2 separate regions of the Homo sapiens genome follow, and region 1 is linked to region 2. Evidence: chromatin loops called from intact Hi-C (ENCODE). Cell type or tissue: breast epithelium. All regions are shown on one strand.

Region 1 (5,000 bases), 410 kb after region 2:
GGGTGATCCACCCGCCTCAGCCTCCCAAAGTGCTGGGATTACAGGCGTGAGCCACCATGCCCAGCACTACTGCCAATCTTTGTTATGCTCCTTTTTCTCTGCTTGGTTGGCTCACCAGTCACTTGATACAGTCTTTAGATTTAAGAGCACATGTCAAGGTTGATCCTGCATGACTGCTGTAGGAGCTACCCTCTCTTCTTTAAGGGCTTTTATATTTTATACTCATTGTTTTTAAATGGAGAAATCTAATTCCCTAATATCCCTGGGTAAAGAAGACATTATTCCACCCAAGAACTCATATTTAAAATGTATTTTGATATATTTTAATTCATGTATAAATATAAAGTAAAAAAATTACATAATCATATATCTCTTTCAATGCATTTTGATTTGTTGCCATTTTATTTTACTCACTGGAAGAACCCAAGTTCCTCACATATGAGAATCATGTTTAACATATTCAAACTGCCCTACAGTATGTGTGAAATATTAAGATGCTTTTTGATGATGACTCTACTTACCTCTATAGCTATTGTCCTTAGCTCCTTTCTTTTTTCAGAGCCAAAATTTTTTAAAGACTTGGAGACAAGTCTGTATTTATTTCTCACTCCACTGCTGCCTGGATTTTCACTCCCAGCCCACTACTGAAACTGTTTTTATAAGATAACCAATGACAATCTGGTAACTAAATCCACTGGATACTTATTAATTTTACTTGAAATCTCTGCAGCTTTGATCTTTCCTTCCTTCTTAACATACTGTCCTCTCTCTGTTTTTCTCTTAATTCTCCAACCTTTCATTCTAAGGCTCTTCCTCTCATCATCCCTTCAAAGTCGGTGTTCCTTGGGGACTAGGCCTCAGTCCATGTTTTCCCTCACTGTATAACACTTTCTTTGGTCTTCAATTGCCATGTACAAGCTGTTAATTCATAAATCTATATTTTCAAGGCTGACTTCATTCTCATGCTTTGGTCCTATGTGCCTTACTATGGATTGGACATCTCAAACTAAACTCATCATTTCCTCTTAAAGCCCATTATTTCTCCTGTGTAGAACATCTCAGTGTTTTATCCGCCAGTATATGCCCAGTCTCCCAAAGAGAAATTAGCAGGTTGCCCTTCACTCTACTCCCTCTTTCATCCTTCATCAAATTCAGTTTCCTTCTATGGTGACTCTTTGTAAGCCTTATCCAACTCTAACCTGTTGTTATTTATATGGCAGAGTGAACATTCTAAATTGCAGATCCTATCATGTCATTCTCTTCCTTAAATTGTACTATGGCTTTCCACTTTTTTCAGGATGACATACAGTGCTCTCCCACCATGATCTAATCTCTGCTTCTCTCTCATCTCTCCCCACTACTCATGGTCTGGTCATCTGGACCCCTACGGATTGAGGGTATAAGCCAGAAACCTACAAATTTTCTTTGGTGCCTCTTTCTTCCTCATGATGCTCCTGCTTATCCAATTCATTACCACACACTGGGCTTCCACTTGTGTGTATGGCATTCATCTCTACTACCCCACTCTCATCCAATCTCATATTGTGTAGTTTGGGATTACCACATTTGTTTTTTAGCTGGTCTCTCTGCTTTTACTCTTGTTCTCCTCCAAATCTGTTCTCCGTAACGTAGCCAGAATGAATGTTTGCTATTCCAAATGTGAATACGTCATCGCAGTGCTTACAAACTCTTCCCCTGACTTCCCTTAGGCTCGTAGGATAAAGACCAAAATTCTCCCCTTGGCCACATCTCCCATCACTTGTGCCCCTGGCCATCTGCACTCCAGCCATACTGTCCCCCAGCCACTTTGTCCCACCACAAAGCATTGCCACACATTTCTTTATTTTGCCTTAAAGGTAATCTACCTCTCCCTACATTTTGTTAATTTCTGTTAACTCCAATTTACCTTTCAAATCTCAGCTCGTGAAAGCCCTCTGTGCCATCGCAGGGGTTCCAAGATTCCTCCTGTGCTTATCTTATACCACTATTTTTCCTCTAGTTTGTAGTTATAAATTTATCTACATGATCATTTGACAAATAACTATATAGTCCACCAGACTATAGACTCCAAATGGGCAAGAAACCTTTTTGTTTCTTACCACAGTATCACCAATATTGTACACATAATAGGTGTTAAGTCAATATTTGTTTAATTAATTGTGAATGATTTTAAAAGCATTTGAACAACAAGATGGAAATGTAGACAAACCCAAAATAAACATTTATTTTGCACTCTTTAAAATGTGTTAAAATCAGGCATATATTTATAATTATATTGTTGAATATTTTGTTTTCATTGATAAACACCTCTTAACTATTTATATTCTGTAAGGGGAGAATGCTATGTAGTAGATTGAACTGTATAAAATATTAAAATTTTGTTTCACTTATATTGTATTTTATTGCCTATTGAATATCAAATTTAATGAAAATGAAACATTTCCAAAAGGATGAAACTAGTTTTTAAACGATTTAAGTGCCAATATTATAAGTTTACAAGATTTTATTTATAGTTTTTAAAAGATTTCAACTGCTAACAGTGTTTTTTATTTCTCCTTTTATATTTTTAAAAGATATATATATAATATAAAACAAGTCATATCTTTTTGGTTTGGAACTTTTAAAATTGGCACGTGAAATATTTAGGAAGAAATTCCACATGGAACTGGCTCATTGTCATTCCACGGGGTCAGCTGGTTGCTCCTTCTTTCCTTGTGTGTTGTTGGTCCTTATGGCTTGCCTGATGAGTGCTTCACTACCACTTAGACATATGGAGCTGGTAATATTGGAAGATGACCCTTGAGAGTATCATATAAATGATTTGATCTGAAATCTAATTTTAGCAGGAAACCATATGAGTCCACAAATGCAAAGGTAGACAGTATCTAAGCAATGTTATCTATTCAGTAGTTAGGTTTGCTCCATTAGATTCTAGTTTTAACATAAAGAAGGCAGAAAATGAAACACACTGGTCATATCCAACCAAGAAAATTATGTGCAGATTTTAAGAGGCACAGTAGAACTGCTTGAGCTAAAGCAGGAAAGTAACAGCTACATTGTTCAGAAGTAAATTAACGTGTGCCTAATGGTAATGCATGCTGCCTAGACATAAATACTCTAAAAAACAAAACAAGAAAAAATAGAAAAAGAAATGGGAAAAAAAAAACCTAGTTGAGTGAATGTCAACATAAAAGAAAAGGTAATCAAAGGCAAGAGAGATACAAGATACTGTGTAAGGCATCATTTACAAAGGAACACTGTAAAGATTGCAGAATAGAGGTAAGAGAATGTTAAAATAAGAAAATCCAAGATAGAGAATGAAAGGAAGATTGTACAACATATTAGGATAAATGAGAAGTTATTTGTCAAATACTCAAAGGACAAGATAATAGTGAATAAGAAGAAGGATGACTAAGAGATGGAGATGGTAATTTAATAAAACACAGAAAGAGCCAAACTGAATCAGACAGATAGTTCCTATCATGTAGTATTTAGCATTCATTCATAACATTATCAATAGCCTGTCCTGGGTGAGATTGATTTTTGTGAATTTTGCTTTGGCAGTGATACCACTATCTATCACCACTACCCATAGGTGATAGTGCATTTGTCATAGGCTTCTTTATGAAGTCTCTCGTGGGTATTTTTGACCAGGGTGAATCTTCAACTTAATTACTGTGTAATGAGACATGATTTTTAAAAATATATCTAGATGATGTTCTGATATGATTTTGAAATGTGTTAATTGACTGAAAGTCAAAACTTATATACTTAAAGTATACATTAACTGGAGCAGTGTCCTCCACTCACCTAGAATACTCCAGTTTTTCATGTATTTTACTACTCTTTCTGGATGTTAGCCAAACACAAAATAGTGTTGGGTACAAACAAAATATAAGTCTGTGAGACAAAAAAAAAGTGTATTTCATCTCCAATTCCCTGTACATGTAAGTTCAGATAAGTTACTTAACCTCCTCATACCTTCCTTTTCACCTGTGTAAAAAGAGGGATGATGCCTTCTATATATCTCTAAATTCAGGAAGAGTAAGTGAGACACACGAGAGTGCTGTAAGCCTTTGCAAACATGTATATAAATTTGGCATAACTATTCACAATAGCAAAGACATGGAATCAACCTAAGTGCCCATCAATAATAGACTGGCTAAAGAAAATGTGGTACATACACACCATGGAATACTATGCAGCCATAAAAAAGAATGAGTTCATGTCCTTTGCAGGGACATGGATGGAGCTGGAGGACATTACCCTTAGCAAACTAACACAGGAACAGAAAATCAAATACTGTATGTCCCACTTATAAATGGGAGTTAAATGATGAGAACACATAGACATGTAGAAGGGAACAATGTTCACTGGGGCCTACCAGAGGGCGGAGGATGGGAAGGATGAGAGGATGGAGAGGATTAGGAAGAATAACTTATGGGCACTGGGCTTAATACCTGGGTGATGAAATAATCTGTGCAACAAACCCCATTATGCATGGGTTTTTTTTTTTTAACCTGTGTAACAAATCTGCACATCCTGCACATGTATCCCTGAACTTAAAAGTTAAAAAAATATAAAAAATACAAGTAATTCTGAGGTACAGATGAGCCTGACTGTGTAACTCATCCTTTAGCATGCTAACCCGCATTAAGTTGATGCTTTTGGTGCCGGGAACCTCACGTCTCCTCCTCTTCTGGAATAGCCTAGAGAGGAAGCTCTTCTTCTGTGTTTAGAGGGAAGGTATCTCCTTCAGTAAGCACTGTGCTGGCCCTGAAGAGTCTTCCTACCCTCTTCCTGCCCCCTACTGCCACTCCCACCCCACCAGCGTGGAACTTCGTGTGTATTCAAAGGTCCAGTTTGAATTACTGTGAGGCCAGTGGCTAGAAAGCAGTGTAGTTGGGACTGGAGATTCACATGCCTGGCTCTTCTCCCAAGCTTCAACTGTAGCTCTTGAGCAGCAGCTTCCTCTGAGCTTCTAAAAAATGCCCAGAAAA
Region 2 (5,000 bases):
TACACCCAGCAAACTTTTGTATTTTTAGTAGATATGAGGTTTCACCATGTTGTCCAGGCTGTTCTCAAACTCCTGAGCTCAAGTGATCCACCCACCTAGACCTCCCAAAGTGCTGGGACTACAGGCATGAGCCACCTGTGAATTTAAAGTAAATTAATATTATGTACACAGAAGTTACAATAAAAATGCTTCTATTTGGATAAAACAAAAAAATTAAAACTACTGTAAAAGTGAAAGATACTACATACTTTAGGAACAACTGGTATTTGTATGCAAGTGGGCCTAAATCTAATGTTGTGTGAAGATCAAAGCCAAGTACAATTGTAGCTCATGTTGCAGTTATTTCGAGGTCTCAAAAGGGATAACAACAAAAATCTATAATAGAAAACAGAATCTGGGTTAAAATCAGTGGAAATAATTTTTATTTCAGAATTAAATAAATTGAGTGAAATGAAGTATCTGGCTCTTGGAGGAAAATATGGTATCTTATTCTTTAAATGTCTTTAAATTTATAAGTCATAAGCTGCAAGTCAGTAGCATCATTATGTTGATGAATTACCCAGTTTAATTCTTATAAAAATTGAAATTATCTTCTGAACTCTAAGTCATATTTTAGCCACAGGTATTTTTTTGTTTTGTTTAATCAATAATTCCTGAAAGAATGAAACTTATTCGACTTTTATTACGTGACAAGGTTTAAAAAAATTTGCTTGAATAAAACATTATGGAGTCTGAATTCAAAGCATAAAGGCAGAAAGTAAAGTATGAAGATCTTTCAAACGTCTGTCACTTTTAATAATTTTGTTCTATGTTATATGACCTACGAATGTTAAGAGTCTGTAAGAGTTTCTTCAGCTGCATTTGATTTTACCAACACCTTGTGGGTACAGTTAAGAAGATGACTTATTTGAGGCTTTATAACTGAAATTGGATATGGTTCAAACGTTCAACAGATATAAACATATTTTAATTAAGAATAAATATTTTTATAAGATTGCTGAAATGACTTCTCTCAAAAATTTATGCCGGAACATCAACAAATAAATTTGCATTACAAAATAGAAAATTCAATTGTGGAAAATCATATTCTAACTTATTCTGATGAAGTAGTTCCCTTGTCAGGAAGCTTTTTCTTAAAGTGTGTTTTATGATTTGTGATAGAATTACCATCACTAAGTCGATCATTGCCCATTGGTTAGTCTACATGTACTGCCTTTTAGTGACATGAGTTCAATTCTAATTAAGAATGAGAATAGCCTATAACTATGAACACAGATAGCTACATGTGTCTCTAGTGAGAGGTACTAGTCCTCTTTGACATTTCTCTTAAAGCGGAATTTATTTGGGGTAGTGATGGTTTTACTGGTAGCCATAGGGGAAGATAAGAAAAGGGGGCCAAGATATTCATTTCTACTGCTGGCATGTGGAATGCTCTTTTCCTGCTCCATGCCAGTCTCTCACTTGATTTAGAAAGATTTGTGCGTCCTTAGCTTTGACCATCAAGAAGAGTCCATCTCCTTTGCCTTCCTGTGCCTGGTACCTGAAAGACCTAGTGAAGACTGAAAGAAAAGTTTTTATTTTCTTACATAGTGAAAGCACTTTGAAGCATTTTGTTACACATATCTATAATTTAACATGATAATTATATTGATCATTTACAATTCTACACATTATTTTAGCAAGTAATGAACGTTCTTAAGTGCCTAGTGTTGTCATAGGTATAAATCAAGTAGGATACCTGCCCTCAAGAAAGTGTATAATTTTATGCGTAGAGATAAGAGATGAGTACTTTCGCAGAAACAAATGAATAATTATATACCAACATGGAGAACTTAAGCTCATAGGTGAATGTGGGAATATGGAGGAGAATGAAAATCATTGCCAGGTGAGTGATCAAAGAGTGCATTCTAGAAAAGGTGGTACCTGTACAGGGGTTTGGAGGATGCATTGGTATTAAATAAGAGAGAAATTAGAGGGAAGACACATCTTCCAGGCAGAGTGTCTAGAAGCAGAGCCAGCAGCAGATTTTAGTGTAAGCAATTTATTGAAAAAGTCCTCTCAGAAGATATCTATGAGATGGTAAGAAAAGCTGAAAAAGGTAGGGGAGAAAGTGGACAAAGATGTGATCTCTAAAGTTGAGCCTCAGACTGATACATGGCATGGTCTGGAGGGAAAATTGCACCACAGAAAGAGGTACCCCTTAAGGAACAGGATGCCAGGATTTTACCCCTCATATCTGTCAGTTATCGGCTACAAGTCCAAGGGGCAGGGGGAAGTGCAAGTGATGTATCTTGCTGGAAGTCTCAGGGTCAGGAGGCTCTCATTCAAAGAGGCAGGTCTCTGGAATGATGCAGCTGCAAGCCATTAGCAGCCAACCCTTGCCTCAGCTGAGAGATGGGTACCAGGATGAAAGGCCTGGTAAAGGGTTATGGCTGTGCCACCAGTGGAATTTCCTACACTGGGAATATACATGCTAGGTGCATAGAATGTTAGGTGTGAGAGGGGAGACCAGCCTGTTGGAAAGTATTCATTAATGCATATTTGTCAAGAATTCTAGCTGGTAACACTTTATTAAACATTAGATATTGCTATTTTATGTGCTTTGAAGCAATTACACTGTTTGAAAAACCTTATTTTGTAAAAAAAAATCTGTTCTATTCACTGTCTCACAGATTTAGGACAGTTTATTAATTAAGAACACTAGATTTCAAGTCAAACAGACCTGACCTTAAACCTTGACCTTGTTCTTTGCTGTATAAATGGTTTTGTATGAGTTACTTAACCACACTGAGCCTCAAATTCCCATCAGTTATATGTGGATTATAATGTCTGCCTCATGCTTGTTGTGAACATTCAATGTAATCATTCATATGAAGAAGCAATGAACACAGGGTCTGGTGCACATAAATGTTCAACAAATGATAGACATTACTTCCTTCTGGATGAGCAAAACCTTGATGCTTTCAGTAGAAGGTATTTGGAACTATGGTTGAATCTTTTCTGGGGGTATTGATGGGACTAGAGTCAGGATGAGGTGGATGAAATGCCAGGTACTTTCATCTGTATGACTTGAGAGTGTATGCATCAAATTTTGCACCCTCGAGCACCTCTCTCACCTCCACATTGAAAAAAATACATGCCAGATTAAAAAAAATGAAATTGGAAAGGATGGTTTGTAGAACTGTTAGAGCATCCATAAAACTCATTACAAAGTAAAATATATTAGTAATAAAATGATTTTAGTAATACCTCGGGAACCACTCTAATTCCAAATCATCTCTCTGTCTCTTGTAATGGCTTTCCAATATTCTTTGAAAAATATTGAGGTTATTTTAGTTATGATATTGGTACTTTGATTTGGTTTAAATATCCTTTTATTCTTGAGATATACAATTTCAACTGAATGGCAACTATGACAGAGTTGAAAATGTACAGAAAAATAAATTATAGATTAGACAACGTATTAATTTAAAAGCAGTTGCAAGCAAGTTACTATATTGCAATGAAAAAAAAGTTCCTAAAATTGGTAATTCAACTATTGCTGTCCTAATAGCTGAAGTCATTTTTATGTATGGCAATCCTAAATCAAAGCCATCATAAGATGCTGCAGACCTCTTAATAGCTTGGCTCCAGTGATAATGAGCCCAGGACATTAGAGCTCATTTGAGAGCAGGATTCATAATTTTTTTTACTGTGCAATTTTCCTACCTCTGGCTTTGTCTCAAAGACATAGCCACACATGGAGAAGGACACTGATAATAAGAGAGTTTGACATTCTTTATAATTTTTCTTTTGCCAGGATCCTTATAATCCTTGAATCAAAATGATTGAAGCAGTTATTTTTAAAAATAGAAGCTAGATTTAAAATGTATTATTTTGTGCCTCTTTTGACATTATTTTGTTTAGAGCACCTTTAAAAACTCTACTGGTGATTAAAATATTGAAACTATAACAGTATTTTTGGCATGATTTTTAAATACTTCTTTCAGCTATATACTTCTCTAACTTATTGGCTTATTATTTGATTTAATTGTCCTTAGGCAGTGTTAATTATGAGAGTTTGCCGAGTTTCTTCTTGGGAATTTGAGAATAAAGGATGCGGGAAAGAGGAGGTGGGTGGAGGATGGATATAAACTGTTTTTTCAATGTACTGAAGGCATTTCAGATTACCAGAAGAATCACAGAGACAAGGGACCATTTAGCCATAGGGTTAAACCTGTCACTTTACCTACCCCACAAATAAGTAACTATGGCAACTCACTGAAAGTGCTTAGCTACCATGGGAGTGGATGGAGTTCGTGCTTTGTGGGGACAATGCTGTGGGACCTCTATGCCCCCATCCATAAGGGACCCTGGGAATTGCCTTCTAGCAGAGAGGCCAACTCACATTTCAAATAAGTATTTTTCCCTCCTCAACTGCTTTTCTAAGCTTTGCACATTAACACTGACCTAGTGCACCATTTAAAAGTCCTAAATATATCACACAGTCGCCAGCCCAATCAAGGTGAGTGGTCAGACACCAGCATGCTGTGCACAGTATGCTAGTTGGCCTTAGAGTAATACAGGGTACACCATTTATGTCCAGTTAACCAGGTGACCCTCTAGTTGCTTTATTAAGCACAGGCTTGACTGTCAAACAGGTCACAAGGAGGACAAAAAGTGTCCTTGCATCGTATGAAAAGAGTTGCTTGAAATCACAGAATACCCTCTATTAATTGCTAAAATCCAATTTCCACCTGAAGACATGCCTCCATGACTCGTGAGAAAAATCAATTATTTAGGTAAATAGGATCTGCAACTCAAACACTCAGACCTATTAGAGTATCTAGCAGCATGCCAGGAGATAGACTGAGCTGCAAGATAAATATGGAACCATCTTGTGGAATATAAATTTCAGTTAAAGGTTTTAAGGAGTATATAATAAGGAAAGCATTGTTTTATATTAAAATGTATTCAATTATATTATGGGATGGAACTGAAAGTTCACATGCAGTTTTCAG

The links. Peaks named below come from ENCODE experiments on the same cell type or tissue, not always from the same donor. Only the 100,000 strongest peaks of a DNase experiment are listed, where the experiment ranks them.
Region 1: a loop joins it to region 2, with 15 times the contacts of the local background. A loop is called at or near these places in 2 of 110 quality-filtered maps.

The regions. Positions count from the first base shown.
Region 1 is chr6:129,374,819-129,379,818 of GRCh38, forward strand. The region is part of intron 34 of LAMA2 (laminin subunit alpha 2); the gene reads left to right. Among named protein-coding and RNA genes, the nearest start is that of ARHGAP18, 330 kb to the right of the region's middle. In breast epithelium, no CTCF peak of the experiment used is centred here; no DNase peak of the experiment used is centred here.
Region 2 is chr6:128,969,585-128,974,584 of GRCh38, forward strand. All of the region lies in intron 1 of LAMA2 (laminin subunit alpha 2), which reads left to right. Among named protein-coding and RNA genes, the nearest start is that of LAMA2, 89 kb to the left of the region's middle. In breast epithelium, no CTCF peak of the experiment used is centred here; no DNase peak of the experiment used is centred here.